7 separate regions of the Mus musculus genome follow, and regions 1, 2, 3, 5, 6 and 7 are each linked to region 4. The links are chromatin loops, found by intact Hi-C in ENCODE. Cell type or tissue: heart. All regions are shown on one strand.

What was found. Hi-C counts contacts between places; a loop is a spot of excess contacts. Peaks named below come from ENCODE experiments on the same cell type or tissue, not always from the same donor. Only the 100,000 strongest peaks of a DNase experiment are listed, where the experiment ranks them.
Region 1: it touches region 4 in a loop (4-fold over the local background); 16 of 42 quality-filtered maps call a loop at or near these places.
Region 2: it touches region 4 in a loop (5-fold over the local background); 12 of 42 quality-filtered maps call a loop at or near these places.
Region 3: a loop joins it to region 4, with 4 times the contacts of the local background. A loop is called at or near these places in 6 of 42 quality-filtered maps.
Region 5: a loop joins it to region 4, with 7 times the contacts of the local background. A loop is called at or near these places in 5 of 42 quality-filtered maps.
Region 6: a loop joins it to region 4, with 2.6 times the contacts of the local background. A loop is called at or near these places in 3 of 42 quality-filtered maps.
Region 7: it touches region 4 in a loop (2.3-fold over the local background); 3 of 42 quality-filtered maps call a loop at or near these places.

Annotation. Positions count from the first base shown.
Region 1 is chr9:13,651,015-13,655,014 of GRCm38, forward strand. All of the region lies in intron 2 of Maml2 (mastermind like transcriptional coactivator 2), which reads left to right. Among named protein-coding and RNA genes, the nearest start is that of Gm51666, 43 kb to the left of the region's middle. In heart, a CTCF peak has its summit at 2,173 (motif pointing left); no DNase peak of the experiment used is centred here; H3K27ac peaks cover 365 bases.
Region 2 is chr9:13,714,164-13,718,163 of GRCm38, forward strand. No RefSeq gene overlaps it. Among named protein-coding and RNA genes, the nearest start is that of Mtmr2, 33 kb to the right of the region's middle. In heart, a CTCF peak has its summit at 2,367 (motif pointing left); a DNase peak (open chromatin) is centred at 2,358.
Region 3 is chr9:13,509,469-13,513,468 of GRCm38, forward strand. The region is part of intron 1 of Maml2 (mastermind like transcriptional coactivator 2); the gene reads left to right. Among named protein-coding and RNA genes, the nearest start is that of Phxr4, 80 kb to the left of the region's middle. In heart, a CTCF peak has its summit at 1,660 (motif pointing right); DNase peaks (open chromatin) are centred at 1,353, 1,723 and 3,833.
Region 4 is chr9:13,294,890-13,298,889 of GRCm38, forward strand. Maml2 (mastermind like transcriptional coactivator 2) reads left to right here and starts at 3,069. Exons shown (of 5, transcript NM_001013813.3): 1 at 3,069-3,672. The coding sequence starts at 3,175. In heart, CTCF peaks have their summits at 1,730, 3,216 and 3,437; DNase peaks (open chromatin) are centred at 1,752 and 3,192; H3K4me3 peaks cover 2,769 bases; H3K27ac peaks cover 2,734 bases.
Region 5 is chr9:13,573,012-13,577,011 of GRCm38, forward strand. The region is part of intron 1 of Maml2 (mastermind like transcriptional coactivator 2); the gene reads left to right. Among named protein-coding and RNA genes, the nearest start is that of Gm51666, 35 kb to the right of the region's middle. In heart, CTCF peaks have their summits at 111 (motif pointing left) and 2,198; DNase peaks (open chromatin) are centred at 1,370 and 2,090; H3K27ac peaks cover 1,151 bases.
Region 6 is chr9:13,440,205-13,444,204 of GRCm38, forward strand. All of the region lies in intron 1 of Maml2 (mastermind like transcriptional coactivator 2), which reads left to right. Among named protein-coding and RNA genes, the nearest start is that of Phxr4, 11 kb to the left of the region's middle. In heart, no CTCF peak of the experiment used is centred here; a DNase peak (open chromatin) is centred at 2,367; H3K27ac peaks cover 908 bases.
Region 7 is chr9:13,695,862-13,699,861 of GRCm38, forward strand. Maml2 (mastermind like transcriptional coactivator 2) reads left to right here. Exons shown (of 5, transcript NM_001013813.3): 3 at 1,313-1,516. Among named protein-coding and RNA genes, the nearest start is that of Mtmr2, 51 kb to the right of the region's middle. RefSeq lists an enhancer at 2,109-4,000. In heart, no CTCF peak of the experiment used is centred here; no DNase peak of the experiment used is centred here; H3K27me3 peaks cover 229 bases.

The DNA.
Region 1 (4,000 bases), 360 kb after region 4:
GAGATTCATTTCTCTCACATGTAAACTGAAGGGTAACTTTAGTTGGTTCTGTAATGTCCCTCCCAGTCCCAACAGACTACGGGTGTCTAATAGAATGATCCCATTTCTCTGCTGTATCTGGTACACAATGGCATGCTGAAGATGTAGATGCACACACCAAATGGCATACTTCATCTCCAGCACACTTGCTAGGGCAGGGCAGGGCTCTCTGAGAGCACTGCAGGGGAAGTGGCTTGTCCATGGTATCCAGTCCTTTTATGGAATGGGAAGCTTTGTGCCTCCCACGTGTAGGTCTCAGCAGATTGTGAATGGATGGTAGCCTACACATATGCAAATGAGAACTGGAAAATAATTAAATCTGAGGGGAGAATAAAGTAGACTTGTGAATAAACAAAGGAAATGTGTGTCTCCAGAAGCCAAGAGGTCAAAGATACATTCTACAGGTTCTGTACACACTCAGCCTTAAGTTCAAATGTTCTAAGTCCACACTTCTGAGGAAATATATTGTGTGTTTGACTGTGACTGAGGCAGGAGATGTCAGGCAACTCAAAATTCCAGTCTTAGAAATATCCTTGGAGCTGGGCGGTGGTGGTGCATGCCTTTAATCCCAGCATTCGGGAGGCAGAGGCAGGTGGATTTCTGAGTTTGAGGCCAGCCTGGTCTACAAAGTGAGTTCCAGGACAGCCAGGGCTATACAGAGAAACCCTATCTCGAAAAACAAAAACAAACAAACAAACAACAAAAAAAGAAATATCCTTGGACCCTGCTGCGTGTAAAAAAGGAAGTGGTCAAAGTGCACATGATTCTCAAGCGTTAACATTATTAACGTTTAAGACAAAATGTATTTCCTTTCTGGGGCTTTGACTTCCAAACCAGAGCTTCTATTGTATTCTTAGAAAACAACCATCCAAATGAGAGGCTCAAAGGATTCCGAGATAGTTTCATGTGCAGTGCCTTCCCCACGGTTCCATTTTGATGGGCCAGCACTGGTCCCCACTTCTCCAAGCCTCTACCACCCAGTCTTCAGACTCTCACTTATGTGTGAATGTGAGGAGGGAGCTTCATCATAACCATGTGGAAAACACAGCAATCATTTGCTCCCACCCTCTTATGTGACCAGAATGGAAACTTTATGTCCAGGGTGAGAAAGTGATTCATAGAAAGTCACACAGCAAGCCGCACATTCTCTCCATTTCTAAGCCCTCTCTCTCCTCAAAGGCACACTGATCTCTGACAATACAAAACACGGGTACCAGAGTGTTAAACAAAGAAGCTCTAATGCGGTTCCTTTTTCCCTTTTTCAAATGAGCCGGTTTCACCTTTTCACTTTGAGGCCTTTGTCTTGTCAGCATCTTTCAGGGAGATGACTTACGGCACAAAGATGCGACTTTGCATTGTCTTAGCAGAAGCAATCCTTTCAGTGTAAGCCTGCATTTCCTTTGGAGGTTGACTCCAATTCACAGAATACAGCCTGAGAATTGATGTTTACTAAGTTGGCTGTTTAAATCATGTTCAGCGCTTGGTTGCACAGGCTGTTCCTTTGTCTCTGTCTCTGCTGCACTCGCCTTCCTCTTTGTGCTTGACACAAAAGGATGGGGCCCCTGGCTCATCTGGATAGGGATCAGTGTGTTCATGTGTAAGCTTTTCAAAGCTATGGAGCAAAGGTGTCGTGAAACATTAGAAGTCATTCAATCACATTCCGTATCCGTCTCCTCACATCCGTGAGAAGGCATCTGTCATGGGGCTGTGTCCTTGCTTCTTGGAGGAGCTGGCTCCGATTTGAAAATGTTATACTGTGCTGCCTTTGCCTGTCTCTCTTTGGTGGGAGGTTTGAGATTAGCACACACACCCACCACTCTGACACTAAGATTGCTCTCTTATCTCACTTAGTAAAATAACTGAAACTGATAGTTGTCCGTTTGGGAGATTCATCAGGATTTATTCTAATTCTATTTCCCTTACAAATTACTGAGGTCTACAGGTATGGACAGAGAATAGCTCTCACCATGCAGTAGCTGTATTTTCTACCCTCAGTGTTCCAGAAGCCCTTTCTTGGTAGTGAGTGGAGAAGTCGATGAAGAGAGAGGCTTCTATGTGTCTATTCCCTGCTTGCCATACTATGGAAATGGAATTTTTGAGTTTTGGAGCAGATGCCATCTGCTGGATATTCAAGATACTACAACACAAATTTATAGGGCCAGAAAACACAATGAACAGCCTGATAGCTAAATTAAGTAAACTCTACTTCCATGGCCCCAGGTAGATTGGAAACTCTCTAACCGTAAAGTGTCAATATTTGAACTTTATTTTTCGGATTAGAATCAATCTTGTCTTTGCTATCTGTGCTCAGTGTTAGATCCCAGAATTTGTCATTTAGTTTGAAGGCATGGGAACACAGGTAAAATTCCTGCTCCTGTTTCAAGAAGGAATAAATCCACAAAGATGCACTCAAAGGCTTCTAAAATTAAAGCTAGGGGCAATGTAAAAAAATAGAGAGAGCGAATGTGGGGAGGGGGAATGGGCTTCTGTGGGCATAAAGGGCAAACATAAAAGTGAAACAATGTGTAAAACATCAATACAGGCTAAGCAGAGGTTCCTTCCTCTGAGACTTGAACTCCATTTTCTCCACACTGCTCCTGTTAGGGAACTATATGATAAAGCCTTTGTAGATCTGTCTTAGAATTTTCTATTATAGTCATATTGGCTGGAATACCTGTTAAGCCTGGCCCCGCCTTGGGTTTCCTTAGCTGGTTGAATAAATCATTTCACGTTTTGGAGACTCAATCTTCCCACTTGTTAGACATGAAGATAAATGTTACTGTCTGAATGTAAACTGCTAAAAATGTAATTTAAAAAAAGAAAACAGAGCCAGGAAAAAATGTTTAACTGGTAAGGACCCGAGCTAGAACCCACAGGAAAAGCTAGGCATGGTGGCATACTCTTAGGATGCCAGGGCTACAGAGGCAGAGACAGATGGATCTCTAGTCAGCCAGGTTCACCAGATCAGGAAACTCCAGGTTCACAGAGCAAAACAGTCACACTCAGGAACACACACACACACACACACACACACGTGAATTTTAAATATCAGACACTAATTATTTGTCTTTCCTGGGCAGCATCCCTCTAACATATACCTGAGTTGAGTTACAGCTTAGAATTAGATTTGAGCAGGATGGTATTTCTCCATGTTCAGAAGAATGGCCTGAAAAAAATGAAGTGAGGAACTATGGCCTGCATCTGGCTACAAAGGCTCATGGGGTGGGTGAATCTGTCACAGGGAAATGTTGGGAGACCTACGTGTTGCTACTATAGTTCCTTTTTAAAAGGGACCTTATGATAGGATATAAAATTGTAAAATCAACACCATACATTTCTTCTGTGAGGAGACCTTAAAAGCAGGGCACCAAGCTCTGTCTCTGCTTCCACTTTAAAAACACACATGTATGCCCAAAAGGAGGCAAGGAGTTAACAAAATGCAGACAGATGCAGAAGGGAAGGGAAGATGCCCACAAGCACACTGATGGCCTATCCACGTGACTTACGCTGTGTCACTGCTAATGAAGATGCTCCCTTTACTTCCATTCTGGTTATAAACGGAGGCACATTACATAACTGCCCCTGTGATGTAATAGGAGCCTAGGTACACAGAAAAACTTCTAGCTCATCCTCTGCCATGTTGGCCCTGCCTCCATCCCTCTAGCACCCTCTATTTCCAGACACACACACACACACACACACACACACACTGCCCAGCCCCAAAGGACATACTGCTGCTGATTATTTATAATAACTCTCTCTGCTCTTGGCAGAACATACAACAGCTGGTGGTCTATTCTTTGCCACAGAGACCAACCTGCCTCTGCCCTGGAAGATGGCAAGAGTCAAGCAGAGCGATTTATAATTGTGTCCCAGCACCTCAATTTTGTATTATGTTTATTTATATCGTTTCTTTTTCTGAGATAATCAGCATTCCTCTTTGGGAGGATTCTCATTGGAG
Region 2 (4,000 bases), 420 kb after region 4:
GATGTGCATCCCTGAGTTTGGCTTTTAGAACTTTACCCACCAAACTATCTGGATTGTGTTCTTTTCGGGGAGAAACATGCCCGGCTAAAAAGTGCCTGTCTTTCTTTTTCTCTCTTTCTTTCTTTCTTTCTTTCTTTCTTTCTTTCTTTCTTTCTTTCTTTCTTTCTTTCTCTCTCTCTCTCTCTTTCTCTCTCCCTTTCTCTCTCTCTTTCTTTCTTTCTTTCTTTCTTTCTTTCTTTCTTTCTTTCTTTCTTTCTTTCTTTCTCTCTCTCTCTTTCTCTCTTTCTTTCTCTCCTTCCTGCCTGCCTGCCTGCCTTCCTCCCTCACTCTCTCCTCTCTCTCTCTCTCTCTCTCTCTCTCTCTCTCTCTCTCTCTCTCTCTACCAGACAGGGTTTCTCTGTGTACTCCTGATTGACGGGAAACTCAAAAATCTGCCTGCCTGTGCCTCCTCAGTGCTGGGATTAAAGACATGAACCAATGGAATTGTGTTCTTTACAGGAATACATTTTATGATCTTCAATTTATAGCTCAATAAGGTTGTTCTAAAAGCAACAACAACAAAAGTGTCTGCAAATACAACTACTGAAGTAAAGACAAGACAAACCCAGAGATGAACTGGAAGCCAGAGTAAGTAAGCAAGTGTGGGTGTGGCTTTTCCTGACAGATGGGCTTGGGAGGCCTTGAACCTGCACCCTGGCAACTGTGAAGGTGACAATGTGTAGGATGTACAAGGGAGGACTTATTCCAGGTGGGAACTATAATACCAAGATCCCCCATGGAAACCTATCACTGTTACATAAAAACAGAATAGGGCTGCTATTTCACAGGATCTCATCTAAGAACAGTGATAATAAATTGAATCCTTGGAATCACAGAAGGGAAACCCTACCTTGAAGTCATATGAGCACAATAATCATTCATGTGAGTTTGAGTCTCTGTTCCATCAGTGGGCATTCATGGGGAGGAAAGAGAGACAGAGAAAGGATGGGAAAGAGGAAGAAGGGGAGGGAGGAGGAATCATGAATTGAGAAACAAGGAGAAGGGGTAGAGAAAGAAGGTGAGAAAGAGAGGGAGGGAGGGAGGGAGGGAGGGAGGGAGGGAGGGAGGGAGGGAGGGGAAGAAGAGAAAAAGGACAGGAGGGAAAGGGGATGGGAAAGAGAAAAAAGATTTGAAATTGGGAGAGAAGGTAGAAATGATTCTTGGAGGAATTATGGAGAAGGCTGAGTAGTAAATATGATAGAATATATTGTATGTATATATAAAATCTCAAAAGATAAAAATATACTTAAAATGTATATGTCCAAGAGCAATATCCCGTGTGAAAATAATTGTATGTGAAGTGTCCCCTGAAAGAGAAATAAGCACCAATCCTCTTAGAAGGCTCAAAAATTCCTACAAAGCTTTAAGGAAGACTAATATCACAGACCTTACAAAAATCCTAAAGTCCAGAGTGCAGACCCGAAACCTGGCACAAGGTATCCTGATGGAAAGGCTACCCAGAGACTGCTCCACCTGGGGATCCATTCCATATACAGTTACCAAACCCGACACTATTGTGTATGCCAACAAGTGCTTGCTGACAGGAGCCTGATATAGCTGTCTCCTGACAGGCTCTGCCAGAGCCTGACAAATACAGAGGTGGATGCTTACAGCCAAACATTGGACTAAGCACAGGGTCTCCAACAGAAGAGTTAGAGAAAGGACTGAAGGAGTTTGTAGTCCCATAGGAGGAACAACAATATCAATCAACCAGACCCCCCAACCCCCAGAGCTCCCAGGGACTAAACCACCAACCAAAGAGTACACATGGAGTGACCCATGGCTCCAGCCGCATATGTAGCAGAGGATGGCCTTGTCAGACATCAATGGGAGAAGAGGCCCTTGGTCCTGTGAAGGCTGGATGTCCCAGTGTAGGGGAATGCCAGAATGGGGAAGAGGGAGTGGGGGAGTGCGTTGGTGGGAGAACACCCTCATAGAAGCAGGGGGAGGGGGGTTTCAATAGGTGGTTTTTGGAGGGGAAACCAGGAAAGGGAATATCATTTGAAATGCAAATAAAGAAAATATCTAATAAAAAAATTAAAGTGGAAGGAAGGAAGGAAGGAAGGAAGGAAGAAAGGAAGGAAGGAAGGAAGGAAGAAGAATGGAGCTAGGTAAGCCTACAACCCTGCCTCCATCCCAATGCCTAGGCTCCTCCCAGCCTCGAAGCAGGCCTGGGACACACCTGGCCTTCCTTCACAACCATGCGAGCAAGCTCCTGCAGCTGAACTCTAACGCAACTCCAAGTCAGACTTGTGGCTGCTTCCACCACCTTTTCTCCTAAGTTCGGCTCCAGAACCTTGATCAAGAGTATATCGCCACCTGCTGGGGAGAAGCACTCAGCAACGCAGATTTTAGCAGGAGCACAAACTGAAGACTTTTTAATGTAGATCAGGGCTCACAGATAGAGGACATAGACTGTTGGCCATATTAGGTAGTGAGGTCTGCATCCTCCTCAAGGGACTGCAGCCTCCAGTAACTCTGAGTCTCAGGTACTTCCAGCTTAGTGTCTTCCTTTGTGGCCAAAGGACTGTCTCCAGCATTTATCTACCAACCTAAGGAAGTAGCTCCTATGGCCATCAGTACAACCAAGCTATCTAATAGTCACTGTAAAAAGACCAGCCCCAAGCTCTCAGGGTAGGTGTAATTATGGCTCTCTATAAACCAAACTATCATGATCTAGGCCCAGCAGGATCAGCATGGTGCTAGATTTGGCCCAAGGCCACATCATTCTGAATGACCTATCGTTGCAGGGGACACATAGCCCAAGACAGTGCAGCTAGAGACAGCTAATAAGCTAGCAGGAATAAGGGTCAGGAGAAGTTGCTATGTGATAGCTCAGTGGTAGAGTGCCGGTCTAGCATTGGCCTGATGGTTTGGATCCAGTATGAAGAAGGGAAAGGAAGAGGAGGAATCACAGAAACAAAAACTGTGGGGAAACTCTGGTAATTAGGGTCAAAGTCTACCATTGATCGGAAAGCCTTCAGGGGCACAGCACGTAATAGAGTACTCCCCTCATTACTGGGACTTCTCCTTCTCTGACCCTGGCTGGTGAGTTGGAAGCCCCCACATGAGGAATGTCACTTAGCCTCAATTAGATTATAGGATCAATTTCCTTTGTACTGATAAGAACCTGTTCAGCCAACACCAGAAATTCCTGAGCTGCTTCCCCATGCTAATGAGGTTCTCCAGGTACCCTAAGACCCCAGCCAACGACCCTTTGCCATCCTGGATGTTCCTATCCTCAGTCCCCCTCGCCCATTTTCTCTTTTTTTAATTGGATATTTTCTTTATTTATATTTCAAATGTTATCCCCTTTCTTGGTCTCCCATTCCCCACCCCAGTGCTTCTATGAGGGTGTTCCCCCACCCACTCACTCCTGCCAACCCACCCTGGCATTCACCTACACTGGGTATCCAGCCTTCACAAGACCAAGGGCTTCTCCTCCCATTGATGTCTGACAAAGCTATCTGTTGTATATGCGGCTGGAGCCATGGGTTGCTCCATGTGCACTCTTTGGTTGGTTCTTTAGTCCCTGGGAACTCTGGAGGGTCTGGTTGATTGATATTGTTGTTTTTCCTATGGAGTTGCAAACACCTTCAGCTCCTTCAGTCCTTTGGTTGTCTGTGAGCATTCACCTCTGTACTTGTCGGGCTCTGCCAGAGCCTCTCAGGAGACAGCTATATCAGGCTTTTTGTCAGCAAGGACTCCTTGGCATCCACAATAGTGTCTGGGTATGGTGACTGTATTTGGGATGGATACCCAGGCAGGGCAGTCTCTGGGTGGCTTTTGCTTCAAGCTCTACTCCACACTGTCTCCATATTTCTTCCTGTGAGTAATTTGTTCCGCCTTCTAAGAAGGAACGAAGCATCCACACATTGGTCTTCCTTCTTCTTGTGGTTTGTGAATTGTATCTTGGGTATTCTGAGCTTTTGGGTTAATATCCACTTCTCAATGAGTCTAT
Region 3 (4,000 bases), 210 kb after region 4:
TCATCAGCTAAAAGCAGAGGAAGCCCTGTTCAATGCCTCCTTTGGTCTAAGCACTCCCAAGAAGATGTTCTCCGCAGCCACGGACAGACACAGTTGGCTCTGCTAAGAGGGCATTAAACACGCCTTTAGAAATTTAAGTGTGAAACTCTGACTCAGAATGTACATTAATTACCTTAGCCCTAAATGACTCGTTTCCCAGAGCTGTCTATATGTTATGCTTTGTTGTGTGTATTTGTGAAGAGTGTTTGGGTCCCTGTGGGGTCTGACCCTGGAAAGCCTGGAAGGCATTCTCATTGTACCTTCATACCCCGTGACTCTGCTTTCTGTACCTGGATGAGCCTATTTGACTAGACAGAGTAAGTGTTCAAAGGAGAGACGACAGCAGCACAGTGGCAGTGGGGGCTGTGCTCAGTGGTGGGTGTGGGAAAGGAAGGGACTTAGAAGCCACAGACAGGTGGGGGCCAAACTCTGGACGCTTACCCAGTGAAGCGTGCACAGGGCCATCTGCCTCCACCTTTCTGCACCACACAGAACAAAACCATCGGCCATTTCTGATACACACACACACACACATTGTCACATAGCTCTCAGGCGTCTTGGGAGTGTAGAGTCCCCTCATAGGTTTTTAGGTTGGAAACACAGTGTCACTAAGCACCTTTCTTACACTTTGAATGTTATAGTAACTTAAGTGGTTCGTTTGCTCTGCCATGCAGACAGTTCACCACTTCATGGTGGTGAGCAGGTGTGCAGCTTTGCCCTTCTCCAGCACATAAACAGAAACAGGAAAACACATCTCTTTGGGGATACTGATTTGTTTCATTTGGAAGACCAACCAAAAAAGTGAGGGGACTAGCAGGGGTGGACTTCTCTAAGAAGACCCTCCTTGTCCCTTTGTTTCTGACTCCATCTGTCTGTCTGCCTGTCTCTCTTCCTGTCCCTCTCTCTTTCCTGTCCCATCTGCACCTCTCCTCCTCCTCTTCTTCTTCTTCTTCTTCTTCTTCTTCTTCTTCTTCTTCTTCTTCTTCTTCTTCTTCTTCTTCTTCTTCTTCTTCTTCTTCTTCTCCTCCTCCTCCTCCTCCTCCTCCTCCTCCTCCTCCTCCTCCTCCTCCTCCTCCTCCTCCTTCTCTCTCTCTCTCTCTCTCTCTCTCTCTCTCTCTCTCTGTGTGTGTGTTTAGTCAGGAGTCCACATAGAGGCCAGAGGTCTTCCTCTATTGTTTTCCACATTACATATATATATATATATTAAACACAGGGTCTCCACCTGAACTCACTAGTTGGCTAGACTGTCTGGCAAGTAAACCGCAGGAACCCTCCTGTCCTTGTCTGCAGTGCACAGTGCTGGGATTACAGGCAAGCACCTTGCCCAGTTTTGGTGTGGGTGTTGGATCCCTAACTGCAATCCTCATCTTTGTGTTGGGAACATTTTATCTGCTACTCCATCTCCGAGGTGGCCCTCCAGACTTCTTCTAAATCTTCTGCTAATACTTCCTAACAAACCTGAGCTCAGAATGTCAGCTCCCATGAAAGGGCAAGGTATGCACTTTGATTTTTATTTTATTTTATTTTATTTTACCAATGGATGCAATTAGGATCTTAAAGAGGAAAATTTGGTTTTCTAGAGTCAGCTGTTTGACAGTTTCTACTGAGACACAGCTGCCTGCAGAGGGTAGTGTGGGCAGCCAACTGCTGCTATTTGAGATGAGGAAATTGGCCCAGGACCCGCAGGCAAGCACACAGTGAACAGCATGTTCCTAAGGACTGTGAGTGAGTCTCATCTGGAAGACAACAGCATCAACGGTTCTGGAGTCGGCCTGGTTATTTAAACCTTCTGCCTTGGAACTGAGTTCATAGTTCACCAATATCAGCAGAAATTCTCTATTTTTGTTGTCTACTGTCACAAAAGGATAAGAAACTACTTGAGATAAATAGGAACTAATGATTACAGAGAGTTCATACCCTTTGTCACATTTAATTCTTACAATAACTCAGAGAGATTGGTGTGGCTCCCTCCACTTCCTTCCTTCCTCCTCCTCCTCTTCCTCCTCTTCCTCCTCCTCCTTTTCTTCTTCTTCTTCTTCTTCTTCTTCTTCTTCTTCTTCTTCTTCTTCTTCTTCTTCTTCTTCTTCTCCTCCTCTTCCTCCTCCTCCTCCTCCTCCTCCTTCTCTTCCTCCTTCCCTTCTCCTCCTCCTCCTCTTCCTCCTTCTTCTTCTTTTGAGAATGTGGTTCACTATGTGGCATTGACTGTCCTGGGACCTGCTATGTAGACCAGGTTGGCCTCTAAGTCAGAGATCTGCCTGCTTCAACCTCTCCAGTGCTGAGATTAAAGGTGTATGCCATCTGACTTCCCTCCATTTCTTAAATGTGTGTGTGTTGGACATGTGTGTCTCTTTTTTTGTGTGCATCAGATGTGTGTGTTTGTGTATATTTGTGTGTGTTTATGTGCTGGATATGTGTGGATGTGTTTATATGTATGTATGTGTTGGATTTGTGTGTATGTGTGCATATATATGTGTGGTATGTATATGTACATATGTGTGTGTGCTAGATGTGTGTGCATGTATCTGATGTATGTGTGTATATGTAAGTGTGCATGTGTTTGGTGTGTGTGTGGGGTATGTGTATGTATGTATATCTGTATGCACAAGTATGCACATGTGTGCATTGTGTGCATGTGCACATAAGTGTATGTATTTGAGTGTGTGGCATATGGCTATGAATGTATGTGTGTGTGACTGAATGTGTATGTGTGTGTGAGTATGGGTATATGTGTGAGTGTGTTTATGTGTATATGTGTATTTATGTGTATGTATGTGTATGTGAGTATATGTATGTGTGTATGTTTGAGTGTGACTGTGTTTGTGTGTGTGTGTGTGTGCTATATCCTGATACCCAGAGAAATACTTGTCTAAGGTCTAGTGAGATACAGATAAAAGTGCTGGAAGTTGCATCCAAGAATTCTTGTTCTTGACTTAAAGTATGTTTCAGGCCCAGCAGGTTGCTTATCAGATAGAAGGCACTTGTTAGCAAGTTTAATAGAGTTAAATCCCTGGAATCCACCTGGAAGGAGATGCCTGAGTCTTTAGAGTTGTCCTCTGATCACATGTGGACCACAGTACACATCCTAAATAGTTTTAGGAGTGCATGTTTCATCTGCCCTACCTGTTTACTGAACAAGCTGGGCACAGCTCCAATAGTTCCCGTGTTGGGAATACTGTTTTCTAATTTAAAGGAAGTATTTAGTCTTTATTGTTCAACTACTCATACTACACATATGTTGCATTACGTGAAACTCTGAGCATTGCCAAGAAAATGATATGCAAATACCTCCATTGTGCACATATGGACTCTCTCTAACACTGTCTCCCTCTCTTTCCTCTCTGTATCTGTGTCTGAGTGTCTAATACATACATAATAGTAAATAATATTTTATATACATATATTTACATATTACAATTGTCTCTTTGTTAAAAGACAGGGATGAAAAGAATTCGAGTTTTCAGCTGGGCACCTTTGTCATTTCATCTGAGGTATCTTTGCAAAGCCCTTGAATGCATTATTAACCCATCTGATTCTGTCTTGGGACTAAAAAGTATTTCTTTACATCTTATCCCAGGACCCAACCAATCCTCTTACAGAGAAAAGGGCATTCTTGACGGTCTTTCCTTAATTTAAACTCATGTACTAGTGTTCCAGTTGTCGTTTTAAGCACAAGAGAAGGAGTGGCCCCCTGCAGAGAGCGCTGCTGATTTTCTTCCTGTGGGGATGAACAGCATAGAACTTACTCTGTCCTTGGAGTCTTCTGGAGCCCAGACAAGTCAACACCCTCTTGGGATGAGTAAATATAATCCTGTTCCCAGGAAGATTAACTCATCAGACGAGGGGGGAAAGCAGCTCCTTCCTAGAGGGCTGCACTTTAACTCCCGCCTACCCTTCTGAGGACAGCATCTCAGATGATTTACTTCAGTGGCGTTGTGATAGCTAGACAGACTAGGTATTTTAT
Region 4 (4,000 bases):
AGGTCACATACACAACTGCACTCAGATATCTTAAAAGAAAACACACACACACACACACACACACACTAGAGTTTATTCCACAGTGTATACATTAATTGAAACAATAGGCCATACCCTAAAACCCTGAACAATTTTATGTCAATTAAATTTTATTTCAATTTAGCAAATTTATTATTCTAGTTTATAATTTATATTCCTAGGAGTAAGAGTAGTTTGTTTGACCAAGTCCTCAACACTGTTAAGACCTGTATTGTCGCAGGCTATTGAGTGAGCACTGTTTTACATTTAAATACTGCAGAGTTGTCTTTTACTGGTTATGGTTGCTAAATATGACAGAAGTAGAAGTTAGTAGAAGTTGCTGCCTACTGAACACTGCTTTCAAAAATGAAATATACGATAGTCAAAAAGCCTTCACTTTTGAATAATTCCTGATGACTCTGTTTCTATTTTTCTTCTCTAACAAATATGGCTCCTTTCTCCACGTGAATGGAGAGGAACTTGGCCTTGAAGAACACAGAGAGAAGGATGTTTCAGAAAAAAAAGGCTAATGTTGTACAGACTGGAGTAGTTGATTCAAAAACAATCCGAGATATTGCAGAATGGAATTATTTAAACAGAGCTAACATGATAGATTAGGGGAAATTTGGGATTAAAGATATTCAACTGGTTAAATCTAAGTCAATAACCCCAAATCCAAAACCCCTGAAATCTGAAATACTTTGAATTCCAAGCATTTTGGATGAGACAAACCCTGTCCTGTCTGAGTGTGCCTGTCTCCATTTCCAACTTAACATCCTGGGGCTTGTGAAAGTGGGCTAAAGTTGGCCAGCCCCCGGGAGATGGAACTGTGGATGAATCCAGGCTTGAGATACATTATTTTTATTTGCTTCTACCCATAGTTCACGTTTGAAGCAGGATCATACTGCTGAAATTCTAGAGTCGCTTAAGTAAATGAAGCTTTGTGTCTGGAAACGTCAGATCCAAATGACTTATAAACTACAGCACTTGAGTTTTTGGTGGTTCTGGCTTCTAATACTATGCCCATCTTAATTTATTCCCTGTAATCGATAAGTACACACTGATTTGTCCAATCTACTTGAGTATTTTACAAGCCACACTATATGAAGATAAGAAATCAAAACCTTTTTTTTTTTGTTGTTATGAATGTTCTTGAAATCATGTGGCATATTATATTTGCCAAGCAGACAGCTACTGACAATACACCTTGTATTTGGTGAATTTTCAAAGGAAAACGATTTTTTTCCTTTCTCAAGATAAGGACAATATCAGCCTCATAAAACGTTTATTTATCCGTGATGATTTATTTGCTCATCAGCTCAAGCCTGTTGCCCAAACTCACTGACTTCCACCAATGGGTCCCCGTAGGAGACAGTGGTGGGCTTCCCTCTCTGCACCTCACAGCACTCACTCACCAACTTCCTCACTGTGCTAATGAGCTTTTCCTCCGTGCTCACCCAGCTCTTGTTGGGGGTGCTCAGTGGTGTCGTTACAGCTTATTGAAAACCGAAAATCATGTCCTCAGGAGGGCTGACTGCGGGCCTGGAAGGGGAAAATACAGTGCCTGTCTGGGAGTTTCTTCAGCATTGAGAGATGCTCAAACCCTTAGGAGGAGACTGGGGAATTTCCCCAGTCTTCCCCCCCATCGCAGCACCCAGGCAGAGGCTGAGCCTAGAGTTGGCGGTAGAGAGATGCCTCTTCAGCCACTGGGAGGCCTCTGCACTCCGTTCCCCGGCGCCTGGCTGCGATTACTCACTGGAGCAGCGGCACCAGCCTTCCACCAGGGAGCCCGAGCTCCCGCCCTCCTCCCCCATCTGCAGCCTGCTGGCTCCCTCTCTCTCTCTGTCTCACTCTCTCTCTCCCTCTCTCTCTCTTTCTCTCCCTCTCGTATCGCAGCACAATGAAAGCCTGTGTTTCGCCGTGAGTCCGAGGAGCGGGAGTCGGTGTCAGGAAAGCGCTCGGAACAGACCTGAAAGAGAAAGGAAAATACAAGCGACTTTTTTCTTCTCTCCCCCCCCCCCACCCGCCCCATCTATAAAGCGAAGCATTACAAGAGATAGAGCCACATTGCCTTTGGGAGTCCAGACCCTCTGAGCCACTGGCCGGGCATGGAATATACAAAACTGGACAGAAAAGTGGCTGGACATGACTCGGTGCAATTTGCTGGAAGTTTGTAAGTTTGACCATCGTTTGTAAATTACTCTCAGAAGACTTTGTCTGTCTTGATACTGTATTAGAATAGAAGTGGGGAGGGGGAGAGGAATAAAAACGTAAGTGGGAAAGGGGGAAATGTGTTGAAGGAGCTCAGTAGCCAGCCACTTCAGACTGCTTTCATTTAAGACTAAGAAACCTAAGAGGGAATCGGGACTTTTGCCGGTGATTGGATTAGCTTGAAGAAAAGAGCATGGTTCTGAAGTCCAATTACTGACGTTGTTAAGACTGAAAAGCTGTCTTCTTTGGGGAGAGGACTACATCCTTCTGTCCCCCCACCCCGAGGAGAAAACACCAACACCGGAGGGAGAGGAAGGGACGGAGAAACCAACATAGTCTTCTCTGATTTCGCACAGTTTGAACATGACTTCGGGAGCCTTGGGAAACAGTCCTGTTGTTTGTTTTTTAACCTGAGGAAAAGTGAAGGCTGCCGGTTCCACAGCCCCCAGGAGAAATGTGTTTCTCTGCAGAAATACCCCTATAAATAATTTCCCGAAGCAGCTAGGTGAGGGGGAGCCCGGATCTCTAGTAATGACTCTATTGATTCCTTTTGCTACGTGCTTCTGCCTCTTCCTTGACAATCCCTGAATTCTTGAACTGTCCCCTAGACTTTGTGTTTACAAAGTACCTAGAGGCTCTTGTCAGCCTGGTGGGGGAGAAAAAAAAATCTACCAACTCCGTCCAACTTCTCCTGAGCTGTCAAATGCAATTAGAGTAAGTTGATCAGGGTTTGTTTCCAACTTCCTCTCTCCAATTGGTTTCTAATCTTTCTCCCCTCCCTCTTGTTACTCGCTCCCCTCCCCCACACCCTCTTCACTGTCTCCCCACCCTCTGGAGACCTCTATTCATGTGCCCTGAACACTGAAACCAGCTTTGCCTGCAATAGCCAGCACCAGCCTCTTGCACCTCACCATCCCAGAGGCAGTAATCATTGTGTCCAACAAGATGGGGGACACAGCGCCCCCGCAGGCCCCCGCAGGAGGGTTGGGAGGGGCTTCTGGGGCGGGGCTCCTTGGAGGGGGCTCAGTCACCCCGAGAGTGCACAGTGCTATTGTGGAACGCCTGCGGGCTCGCATTGCTGTCTGCCGACAGCACCACCTGAGCTGTGAAGGACGCTATGAACGTGGTAGGGCTGAGAGCTCAGACCGAGAGAGGGAGAGCACCATGCAGCTTCTCAGCCTGGTGCAGCATGGTCAGGGGGCAAGGAAGGCTAGCAAACATGCTAAGGCTACAGTCGCGACTGCCACTACCACAGCTCCTCCACCGCCCCCTACTGCCCCTCCTGTGGCCTCCCAAGCGGCAGCCACGGCCCCACCACCTCCACCAGACTATCACCATCACCATCAGCAGCACCGGCTGACCAGTAATGATAACGGTGGGATAAACCGAGAGCAGCCGCCAGCTTCGACCCCGGGGGACCAGCGGAACTCAGCCCTGCTTGCGGTAAGGCACCTGTTTTTCTCCTATGATTCTGGCTGTAGTCATGTGGCCTTTTGCGAAAGTGGTGGCTGTCTTGGCCTCGAATGGAATGGATGGCCATGAAGAAGCCAAGATACCAGTCCCTCAAAAGTTGCTGGGTATGTGTGTGTCGTTGTAAGCTCTCATTCTTAAAGCTACCCGTGCTCATTGTCACTGGACTACACCCAAAGGGTGAAGAGGTAAGAGCCTGGGTTCTCCAGAGGCTCAGAGTCCACAGTTTGTGAAAGAAGACCTTACAGCTGAAAAACCCTTGAGAACCCTCTGCTTTAGCATATTGACTCTGATTAGGCCC
Region 5 (4,000 bases), 280 kb after region 4:
CTGAGGTAGGTTCCTAGCACTCACGTCACGTGACTCACAACCTTCTTTATCTCCATTTCCAGGGTAACTGGTGCCCTCTTTTGGTCTCCAAGGTCACTGCACTCAGACATACCCACACACAGACACACATGTGCACATAATTAAAAATAAATGAACCATTTTTTAAAGAGACTAACAATACAATTTATACAAACCTGACTAAAGGAGTCAATGAATTCATAAATCATTTCCTGAGGCCACTATAAATTTGGGGTAGAGAAGAAAAGAACTGTTAAGTGTAAGAATTGTAAAAATAAATACATAAGGTCATACAGTCGACTTTTATTTCTCCATACTACAGTTCTCTGAGGACTGCTTACATCTTCTGCCATGGAAAATAAATCCATAAATAGACATTCTGAGATTTGAGAGTACCTGGGGATAATGATTTTACAGAACATTTTATAGGACAGAAAGTACTAAAAAAATATGGGTTGGTTTTGTAGTATGAATTCTGTCCTTCCTCTGGTTGTGAATATAAACAGTTATTGCAATAGTCTTTAAGTTTTATATTTACAATGAGGCAAAAACGAGCTGAAATTATATGATACTATAATGAATATGGTACTAAATCTTAAACACATTTTTTCTATGATTTTTTTTTTGAGACAGGGTCTTACTTTGAAGCCCAGGCTGAACTACAACATGCAGATTTCCTACAGACTTCAGTGTGATAGAATTCCTATCATACCTAGCTTTATACAAAGCAGTCTCGAACACTTCCAAACCTTCCCCCTCACAATGAGGTTAAGAGAATGGACTGGAAGTTCATGTGATTCAACAGTATATCATCAAACTGCCCACTCCAGTGGCAATCTTTCTCATCTCCATGAAAGTGTATAGTTTTAAAAACTCTTACACACCATGATTTCATCATGTTAGTCCCATTGATTTACTAAACGACTATGTGTTGTAGGGTTGAAAGTAACAAGAGACAGGTTATGCAGGTAACAGATGGAAGAGTCACAACCAGAGCCTACAAGTCCTGACTCCTAGACAAGTGTTCCTTTCACTGTGCCAGGCAGTTGAAAATTCTCAGCCTTATCAGATGCTTCTCATCGCTTCCCTTGAAAAAAACCACACAAGACAGCATGATGCTATCTGGCCTGTCACTGTCGATATCTCCATATGTGAGGGGGGAGGAGCAAAGAGAGAGAGAGAAATGTTTCTGCAGAGATTTCGATTTTGCAGAGATAGGATACAACTTGCTTCCCATCCAAAGATCTTGAGCAATTAACGAGACTATTGTCCACAAGTTGGTGCAGGGTTTAGCAATGAGATGGTAGCTGTTTGGCTGCTTCCCCTCTCACTCAAGGTCTCGAGGGACAAAACAGGAAACAGGGCCTTGTTCTGGCCAAAGCTGGATTCCTGTCCTGGCCCTGGACAGGCCATGTCTTCTCCAAGCTCCACTGCAGCTTGGTAAGAAGGCTAGTAACTACCACTTCGCCCAATTCTCAGACCTGCTTTAAGAGTTATTCCAGTGAAGGAATAACTGCATTTCTTGAAAATCATTTGTATCAAATGGCTCACGCATATACAGGGCTGTTACTAATGTGGTTAAGAGAGCACCAAGAACGATGGTTTAAAGGACTGCCTTCTGCTGAAAGCCACAAGGGCAGCCTTCGCTCCGAATTGTACTTTGCTTTTCCACACCAATCTCTAGAAGAAGAAGAAAAACGGTGACAGAGCTCCTCTGTTGTATTTGTTTTTCTTGTTTTTCTGAGGTAGGGTCTCATTCTGTAAAACAAGGCTGGCTTCCCCCCCCCCCCGAGGTGCCGGCATTAGAGGTGTGTGCCACCATGCACTTTAGGGGAAAGCATCACATTGCACAGGCTTGAGGAAGAGTGGAATGAACCGAGGCAACAGGCTGCCATAGTTACTTTCTTGTTGCTACAGAAAATACCCTGACAAAAACAACTGGAGGGAGGGAGATGTGGGTTATTTTCAGCTCCAGGGGACACTGTCTACCCTGGCAGGGAGGACAGGGCAGCTGGCAGCAGAGGTGCCAAGGTAGGAGTGAGAGGCTGGTTGGTCACCATGCATCCACACTCAGGAAGCAGAAGTGAATAGGAAGTGGAGCTGAGTTACGAGGCCTTTCCCCTGTGAGCCATTTCCTGCAGAGAAGCCCTGCCTCCTGAAGATTCCACAGCCTTCTCCGACACCACCACCAGCTGGAGAGCAAGTGTTCAAATATCTGAGCCTAGGGGTAAATTTCTCATCCAAAGCACTGCTTGAAACACACATAGTTTCTCTTAAAAATGTTTAGGGAAGAAACCTTCCTCTCCTGAGCCCATCACATGTCTGGGTACTGAGAGCCAGTTTATTATTCTGTGCTTACCGTTCACAGTGAAAATGACTAATATTCATCAGCTGCTAAGTACTGTGTTTCCTCTCCTAAAGTCAGGTACGTGGAAGGGAGCAGAGACTGTTAGTCAGCTTTCCATTGCTATAGCAAATAACTGAGCTGATCCAGTTTTTATTAAATAAGGGGTTTGAGATATTTTGGTCAGAATGGGAACTTTCATTCATATTGCAAGTGTACTGGGTGGTACTGCTAGACTGTGCACCTTGTGGTTGCAGAAGCAAAAGAGATGGGGGAGACGGGGACCACACAGCTCCCTCGGAGGACATCTCAGGGACAAAAAACAAGCATCTCCTACTACGTTCGTTCTATCACCTCCCAATAATTGGGGAGCAGAATTATAACACATGCGCCTTTGAGGACACTCAAGATCAGGTGTGTGTGGCTTTGTGAGGGCCCAAGACTTTTTTCATGCTGGGTAATCTATTACTAAGTTCACTCCCAGGTCCGGAGACTCTCAAGATCTTATCCAACGGATACCTGCAGAATGGTGGAGACATATGGAACCTTAAATCTATGGAGATGACTTGATTAATTCTTGCACAAATCGCTTATTGGAACCCACTGTCTTACTCCTTACTTTCCAGCCCACATCCTGTTCTTTCTCATCCATTGTTCTTGGCTTAGTGGAGGCTCATCCAACACTCACTATGTACGCATTCATGTACAGTGGACACTGATTCTCTCCTTCTCAATAAGTGTCCTACACAATGCTATGAGGTTTTGTCTCTCTGTGTGCAATCATTGGATGTAGTTTGAGACCTCTAGTGATGTTCCTCAGCATCCACCCAACAGCATACGTTCTAAAACTAGCTCCTCCACGAGGTTGTTTAATGGGCTGTAGCACTGAGACTGGCAGCACATATACGTTTTTACTCAGTCCTTCAGTCATGAAATAACTCAGGCCTCAGGAGCCCATCACTTCAGTCACTGTCTTCTTCCTTCACAAGAAGTCCAGAATGCTACTCAGTACAGTTGTGCAGTTAGGTGTTTGAAAAAAAATTGTCAGTACGGTATGGAAAGCTGCCTCCTTCCAACAAGCCTCCTGTTTCCACATCTATAATAAGACAGCAAGGCTCACATAATAACTCACTCAACCCCCAAGAAATGTAATTTAAGAGAAGCATGGTTTTCAGAGGAGCAACAGGGAGCTGGAGATTATGATTAAATGACAGGACAATGACCTCCTTCTAATTTGAAAGTGATCGCTATGCTCATTGTTTGAGTCTAAAAAGTACAAAATGTGTACAAGAAAGTGTGTGTGTGTGTGTGCGCGCGCGCGCGTGCGTGTGAGTGTGCACTCTCACATTCTTGCACTTGCATGTGTATTTGTGCATGGGAAACACCAAGATTGATGTCAGGTGTCTCTCTCAATCACTGTCCCATCCTGCTTTTTGAGACAGGGTCTCCCACTGAACCTGGGGCTGGCCTGTGAGCCCTGGGATCCTCCTGAGCCTGACTCTAGCTCAGAGATTACAGGCACACAGTATCACAGCAGGCTTTCTACATTGGTGCTGAGAATCTGAACTCTTACAGAGCAAGCATCACACCAACTAAGCTACCCCCTCAGCCCTCAAATATTAGAATTTTGAGCAGCAA
Region 6 (4,000 bases), 150 kb after region 4:
TAGCAGCTTTGTCAATTGATATTTGATGAACCGAGTTCTCCCTACCATCTCTTCCAGCCACCAGGGTGCCATTTTGAGCATCAGAGTGCTAAATAGATGGTTCTCTGCTGGGTTGAAAGAGTCTCCGAAAATCCCTCAGAATTCAGTTATTGCCAGAGAGTGAGGGAAGCTGTGGATGGGTGTAAAGCAGCCAGTGTCTCCAGAGTGTCTGAATTCACCAGGAGTGCTGAAGTGACCACATACCCTGTGTTAGGACAAAATGGCTGCCACCTGTCAGGGAAGGGTGACCCCAGGGGAGTCAGTGGCCATTCTTTGTCAAAGGAGGGAAGGTGAACTGCTCCCAAGTATCAGGAAAGTGGGAGGAGTCAGAGGTCTTAATTTTGCCTGATTCTAATTATTAATTTAATTAGAATCTGTGGTCTGATTCTTTCCCAACATTTTAAGTACTTTTATATGTGAAAATAAAACCTAGATATTTGCTTATAAAAATGCTTGGAAGTAAACAAAAAATGGAGGCTGAGGAGATTTGAATATGTGCTGTTGTATTCCTAGTTATAGGAATATGTCAGAATATTAGAATGTTCTAATGTCCTAGGCACAGGATGTTGGACATAGGGAAGAAATACAAGATGCCAAATAAAACACACTCTGCCAAAAGCCACCATGCACACCTCTCCATTCCACCTGCGTTTCTTCTACACAAATTTCCTCACAACCATCCCAAGCTGGTTACATCTATTAACTACTATGAGCTTAACTAAATACCCAGAGGTGTCTGAGGACTGTCGATACATCACAGTGTACACTTAAGACTGATGCTTATAGAAACACTAGGGAGTCCGCTGACAAGGGCGGCAGGATACATGAATTAGAACTGTGAGCACTGCGTTTCAAATCTGTGAACAAAGTCATCTGTCATTTACTCTCTGCTGAGGTCGTTGCGATTCCATAGACCCTCAAGATGAGCCTGTGAATAGAAGGGTACTCCACAGTACTCAAGTCTCTGTATCCTCTTTGATTTTTGCCTGCTGGCTAATTATATAATAGTGTACTTGTGCTTGAAGGCTAACAGAGTAGGAGCTAAATAATGGCACCTCTACTACTTCAGCCCTGTACAGAGTTAACGGGTTGAGAAAAAAGTTATCTCCACAGAGCACTGTTGTTCTAAGCTCTGGTCTTAGAAAGCCAGGTTTTAGATGCATGATCTGGCCTCTCCCAGTGTTTCCTATCATTCTGCTTTTTGAGATTGAAGGACTAAAACAGAATTCTGGTCACAGACATGCTTAGTAAAGGGATCAGACCCCAACTTTATCATAGCCATTTTCCTACCAACATCTCTCCAACTTTGCATACCCTGCCACATCCATGAAGTTAGAATAAACACAAATTACTTGTTTTAAATCATGTGCTGAAAATTTAGTCTACTGGCTTGGTGTTTTAGCAGAGAGTGTGTATTTTCTTTTAAGTTTTATTGACTTTGTGTTTAGGTATCACTGTGATAAAATTATATTTACTTGTAGATACAGAATTTTAAAATACCTTTGAGGTTTTGCCAAAACTTTATTCCATTCGTGCTGGTGTCCAGTGCGAAACTGGGCTAACAGAGTTGTGAGCAGTGGTGCACCATTGAACCATTGCACCATTGCATGCTGGGTTTCTGTTATGGAACCAGCTGGGGCGTGTGTGGTGTACTTTCTACCTTGTTCTAGATGGTAGCCAAACAGAACAGAATTCTGGTCCTGGTAAAAGATATTTTAGGTCTAGAGAGGTAGCTCAGTGGGTAACAGTGCTCACAAGCATGAGGACCAGAGTTGACATAAAACCCACACGTGGGAAACAGTGACAGTCTAATGCCAAGAGCCAGCTAGCCTCCAGCGTAATCAAAATAGACAGCTCCCGAGTCATTGAGATACCCCGCTTCAAGTGGAAAGGCAGAGGGTGGTAGGCAGAGCAGAATGCCCAATGTCCTCTTCTGGCCACAGTGGGCACACATGGGCATGCACACCTGTACACACAAGCACACAATCAGTCACATGCACACACAGGAACACACAGGAACATACACACACACTCATGTGCACACTCATTCACTGCACATTTACTCTGAGATTTCAATTCCTTTGTTTTTATTTTCCTTTGTGCCATGAAGTAGTTCCATATTGAATAAGGATAGAATATTTCCTGTGGCTTTTCAGGTGGTTTCCCAGATTTGTCACTCAGATTTATAATGTCTAGTGTAAATATTTCACCAGCGTAGAAAGATATGCAACTCTGGTCAGCTTCAGCGCTCCAGGGTTCAGTGTCTCCAGTGACTCGGTGACTCAGCTGATAAGCCCTTCCTTCCGCACACTCTGGGAGAGGCACTGAGGCTTGGTTTCCCTCCGCAGTTTAGCCATTGGCACTCCTCACACAGAGTCAAAATCCCAGAACTACGGAGAAGAGCATGCTGATGCGAAGACCATTGAAAGAGGGCACAGACACTAGGTTCTCCCACTCGAAGGTAGACGAGGAGTTATGGCTCTGTTTTGTACTTAATTACTCTAAAATCATCTTACATCGGGTCGCCCGTCAGGACCCTCACAGTTTGATACTGGAAGTCATTCCACACGAGACATGGGGCGCATGTCTGTAACCCCAGCACTGGGAAGCAGACGCATGGAGATAGGATATTTTAGGCCAGCCTGAGCTAGCTATGAGACCCCAGTTCAATCACAAGCACATTCACAGTATATTGGGGGGAAAATTATCTTAATAAAAAGGAGACAAGATAAAAATCAAAGTAGATATTTCTATGATGTGTTTATATGACATTAACTTTTCTTAGCTTTTTTTTTTTTTTTTAAAAATCTGGATTGCCTTGTCAAAGAACCACTAGAAAGACTGTGGCCACTGGTGAGGCATAAAATTTGAGTTTTTGCTTCAAAAATTAATTAATCCACCCAAGGAGCAAAGCATAAACAGGCATTCACATAATCTCTACTCTTACATCCTCCACAGGGGTTTCAGGAGATTAATTTTCCCAAAAGGGCCTCTCAAGTTGATATCAGCTTCTCTTTGGGATATGTGTATGTGTATGTGTATGTGTATGTGTATGTGTATGTGTATGTGTATGTGTATGTGTGTGTGTGTGTGTATGTATGTGTGTGTGTGTGTGTGTGTGTGTATGTGTGTATGTGTTTGTGTATGTGTATGTGTATGTGTGTGTATGTATGTGTATGTGTGTGTGTGTGTGTTTATGTGTGTGTGTGTATGTGTGTGTGTGTATATGTATGTGTATGTGTATGTGTATGTGTATGTGTATGTGTATGTGTATGTGTATGTGTATGTGTATGTGTATGTGTATGTGTATTCTGGCTTTGGTCCTTTGTTACAAAGAAGGTTAGCAGATGTTGTTAATCAAATGCATTTAAGAGAGCTGTGGCTTTTCACTTCCTCCCGTGATGTAACACTCTTACAATAGCAGGTTGACTGAGGCCTTTCTAGGAAACTATCTGATGACAATACCCTCTGCTGTTGGAAGCTCTGTTAGTGTCTTTCTGCTGAGCTGGTAAGTGTTGGCTGCTGAGCTCTTTGTACACTTCCTGTGGAGTATTCTCATCACTGGAACACATGAAACATAGACTGACTCAGGGAAAGGTTAGACTTGGAAACTGAGGCAAAACAAAAGCTAGTTTTCTTTATTTCCTCATATACATTTTTTTCAGCACCAGGACTTATATGTACTTATTTTGTACACATTGAGAAGTCATAGTAATTGATTCAATAAACAGTAATACTAACTCATCTGTAACAAGCCTGTAACAGGAAGTGATGAAATCAGAGAGGGCCAGTAAGAACAGATATGTCTGTAAACACCATAATGGTACATGCTCATCTTAAAGAGTAATAAAAAAATTAAAAGAATTCTCAAAAAGAAAAAAAAAGATAGCTACCAAATACCTGCAGTTTGCCAGATTTCAGGCTCATTTTACACAATGAGAATACCTTCTTCCCTTGGTGG
Region 7 (4,000 bases), 400 kb after region 4:
TTTGCTATGCTACAAGATCCAGTTTCCTATTGCACCAGGGTTCAGACTGACAGCTTTCTACCAAAAAAAGAAACAAGAAAAAGAGAAGGAAAGCTCAGAAGGTAATAGAGTACAGGAGAAGATAATTCCCAGGAATGTTGCAGCTCCTCACTACTCAGCACCATGAAAGTCCTGCTGGGATCTGCTGAGTACTTGCTGTCTGCCTGGAGAGTGGGAGTTGGACTGTTTGCTTCTGTGTATTCATGGTTCCCAGAGGCACCATGAACATGAGCTGGTACATGTTCAAAGTAACCTGCCTCCCAGTCACTGCCATCAATGGGTGAAGAGTTTTCTAAATTTTTATTTTATAATCTTTTGTTTGCTGTGTTTTGTATTTTGTGTTTTGAGACATTGTCTCCTGTATCCCAGGTTGGCCTTGAACTTGTTATATATCAGAGGATGGCCTTGAACCCATGACCCTCCTGCCTCCACCTTCTGAGAGCTAGAATGGCAAGAATATTTCACTATGCCCAAGCTGAACTTATAATTCCTAGCCTCTGTAATATGAACATTTCCTATCCCTTGGTTAGATATGAATCTACAAGGAGACCGTGTTTTCTAGTCTTCTTGGAGTTCTACTACTACAGAGCTCTGCATACTTCACTAGGACATAATGATACCTCAGAGGGCTTAGCTGCTGTCCTTGCAGAGTTCTAATGTATCAATGCCTAAAAACTGGTAGATCCTCAGATCAGAGTGGTAACTTCCAAATGTCCAATATTATTTGATATATGACATTATTTCTTCATCATTGCCAGTGAGTGGGTTGTCCCCTTACCATAAACTGCTGTGAAATTAATGAGTCTCTAAGTAAGTAGACAAATGTCTCCTGCCTCCTGTCTTCTGTTCAGAATGGCTATTCAACTTTAAACACATGGTTGGGAATTCCATTTTCATTGTAGGGTCAGAAATAACAAATGCACACTCACTTGCTAGAGAAAAGAAATGGCTGTCACTCTGCGATGCCTTTGCTTCAGAGAAGTTGAGGGTATCACTGAATATTTTCTTTGAGGTTCCATAAACACCTCTGGAATGAGGAGACTACTAAGAGGCTGGGGGAGCTTATCCCATGATACTCACCGTTCACCTTCCTGCTCTGCTTGCTGTGTTACACAACAATGGCTTTCAAAAGCTATTCTCCAGATGTCCAAGTCATTAACCAAATTTGATCTCCAACTGGATGAAAATATTTGGAATCTAAGCTTCTCATCTTTGTGCTCCCCGTGTCTTCTTTAATTCACAGTAGCTTCCCCTCCTCCTCTCCCTTCTACAGGATCAACACACTGTGGTAGGCCAGAACACAGGCCCCAGTCCAAGTCCCAACTCCTGCTCAAATCCAAACACTGGAAGTGGTTACATGAACTCCCAGCAGTCCCTGTTGAATCAGCAGATGATGGGGAAGAAACAGACCCTGCAGAGACCAACCATGGAGCAGAAGCAGCAACTTCTCCTCCAGCAGCAGATGCTGGCTGATGCGGTAAAGCTTTCTCTACTTCTACTGTAGACACTTGTTGGCCTCGGAGAGATAAATTGTCCTCTGTCCTGTTTCTTGCCATGTTCTAGTCCTCTACTTATGTGACAGCAAGGAGGATGTAGTGGATACAACAGAAACTGAACTGTATGAATTTAAAGTGCAGGGGAGCAGGGGAAAGCCCGATTTACCATCTGCTAGGCACATGGAGTCCTCAGCCCTCATGGCTAGCCCTGCCCAGTTCAGGAATGTCTGTGGCCAGCAGGGCATCTGAAGCAAGCAAAGGAAAGCTCAGTTGTTCCCAGCCTCAAGGGGTGGAAATAGTGAACTGCACTTTAATCACCCCCAACCCCAAACTGATTTTTAGAGGTAAATGAGTTTTAAAGGAAAGTTTTAAAGGCCAGCATGGAGTTTCACCACCAAGATTTGGCTTCCCCCAAAGCAAAGCATCTCAGAATGGGGGATGGTTTTCAAAATAACATTTTAAATGAATTTCCACTTCACTATCTTTGCCTGATCCCTTAAGAACCACAAGGTTGTTTTCCCCAAACACCACCAGAGCTTTAGCCTTGGTTCCGTATTTATGTACACACTCCTCTGCATCCTCAGACATCAGCATCTACGTCAGCCAAAACTCCATGTCCTAAGACTGCAGCATCCTCTCCCTTCAGCCTGCCCTGTCCAGTGAAATCAAAAGAGACAAAGCCTAGCAGTTCAGGGTAAATAGACCCACACTGAAAGGGAGCGTGAGGTCAGGTGGTGCAGCGCAGTGATAGACTGTTTGCCTGGTCTGCCTGAGGTCCTTTGTTTGATTCCCAACAGTGTTAGATGTGGAAGATGAACTAAGTCATTTTATATACAAGGAACTTTTTAGAAACAGCCCTAATTATCAAGTGTTATAAACACCATAAATATTCAGCAAATACTGAAAGAGCATGAAGATACAGCTACAAACCAAAGAACCTCTTCCCCTCTCGTTGCCCTAATGGATCTCACACACACACACACACACACACACACACACACACACTCACACACACACACTCACACACACACACACACACTCACACACACACTCACACTCTCACACACACACTCACACACACACTCACACACACACACTCACACACACACACACACACACTCACACACACACACACACACTCACACACACACTCACACACACACTCACACACACACACACACACACACACACACACACACACACACCACATACATAGGCTATTGTAATGCATATGCTTAAATGCTGTGCTGTAGGAATTGCTAGAAATGGCCGCAGAGAAGAACCTCCAAGGATCAGAAGGTTCAGAGGGAGTTGGAGGGAAAGCAAGTGGGAAGGGGGTGGGGAGGTTGTCATCCCAATCCAAAGATGTAGAACACTCAAGACACAGGTACACAAAGGACACACATACTGTCAAGGCATAGAGTATGGTCACGGATGGAGAAGCATGACATGGAGGCCAGAGAAGAAGCCTGCAAAATTACACCGTCTAAAAAGCAACTGCTTTTCAAAAAAAAGAAACACTGTGTTCAGATTTGTATCCAACTAAAGACAGAGGCTATTAGGTATGTCCAGCTCCAGTTTGAAAATATGGCAAATCATCTCCCAAAATGAGGTAAAATTTGACTTTGACCTGGTAAGACTACAGCATTCTGATAGAAATGGTGGAAGCCACAGTGTTAAGCAGAGGGCAGACCAAAGACCAAAGGAGGCAGCCCTGGTTTCTACTTACTGATTAGTTGCAGTTCGAACTAGTAACAATGTAGCAAGTACAGGAGTCTTTAAAGAATTGCATGTGGAAGTGAGCCCTTAAACTACAGGGTCTGAAATCTGTGTTCAAACCTGTTCCTCCCGCCTCCCTTTGATCTTTATAACCTGAATAGCCTAGAAACAAGGATGAAGAGGAGAGAGTGTCATTTCCAACTGACTTACTGGCAAGACTTTAATCATTCCCATCGATACTGCAAATTTGATCAGTTTTACACGATGGTGTTTTCGGGTTTTCTGCTTCCCTGATTAAAAGTGACACACACATTCTTGGGAGCCGGCGATGGTGCTGGCCTGACTCCCACTGGCTTCCCTGTTGAGTCTCCCTGGACAGGTGCAAGGGGCAGTGGTGGGTTGAATGAGAACGGAGCTGCACTTTCTGTGGTCCTTACAAAGCATCCCACTTCTCTTTGTCTGGATGCCTTTGAGGGCGCCTATGCTTTTTAGCATATCCAGGAAGAAGCAGCCTTTGACGCCCCTTTACATTAGCATATGCTTTGTAGTCATTCAAGGCCTTGGCAAGGCCGGACAGGCACCGTATAGAGGCGTTTTCTCATAAAAGTTCGTTAGTCTCTCTCTACCATTCTCTCACCAGTGAAGCAAAAAAAAAAGTGAGACCAGTTGCAGTTCCTCTAGTGATCATCATCATTACAAACACGCATTATAAACCTACTGTGTGCCAGGCGCCATGCTGAGGTTTT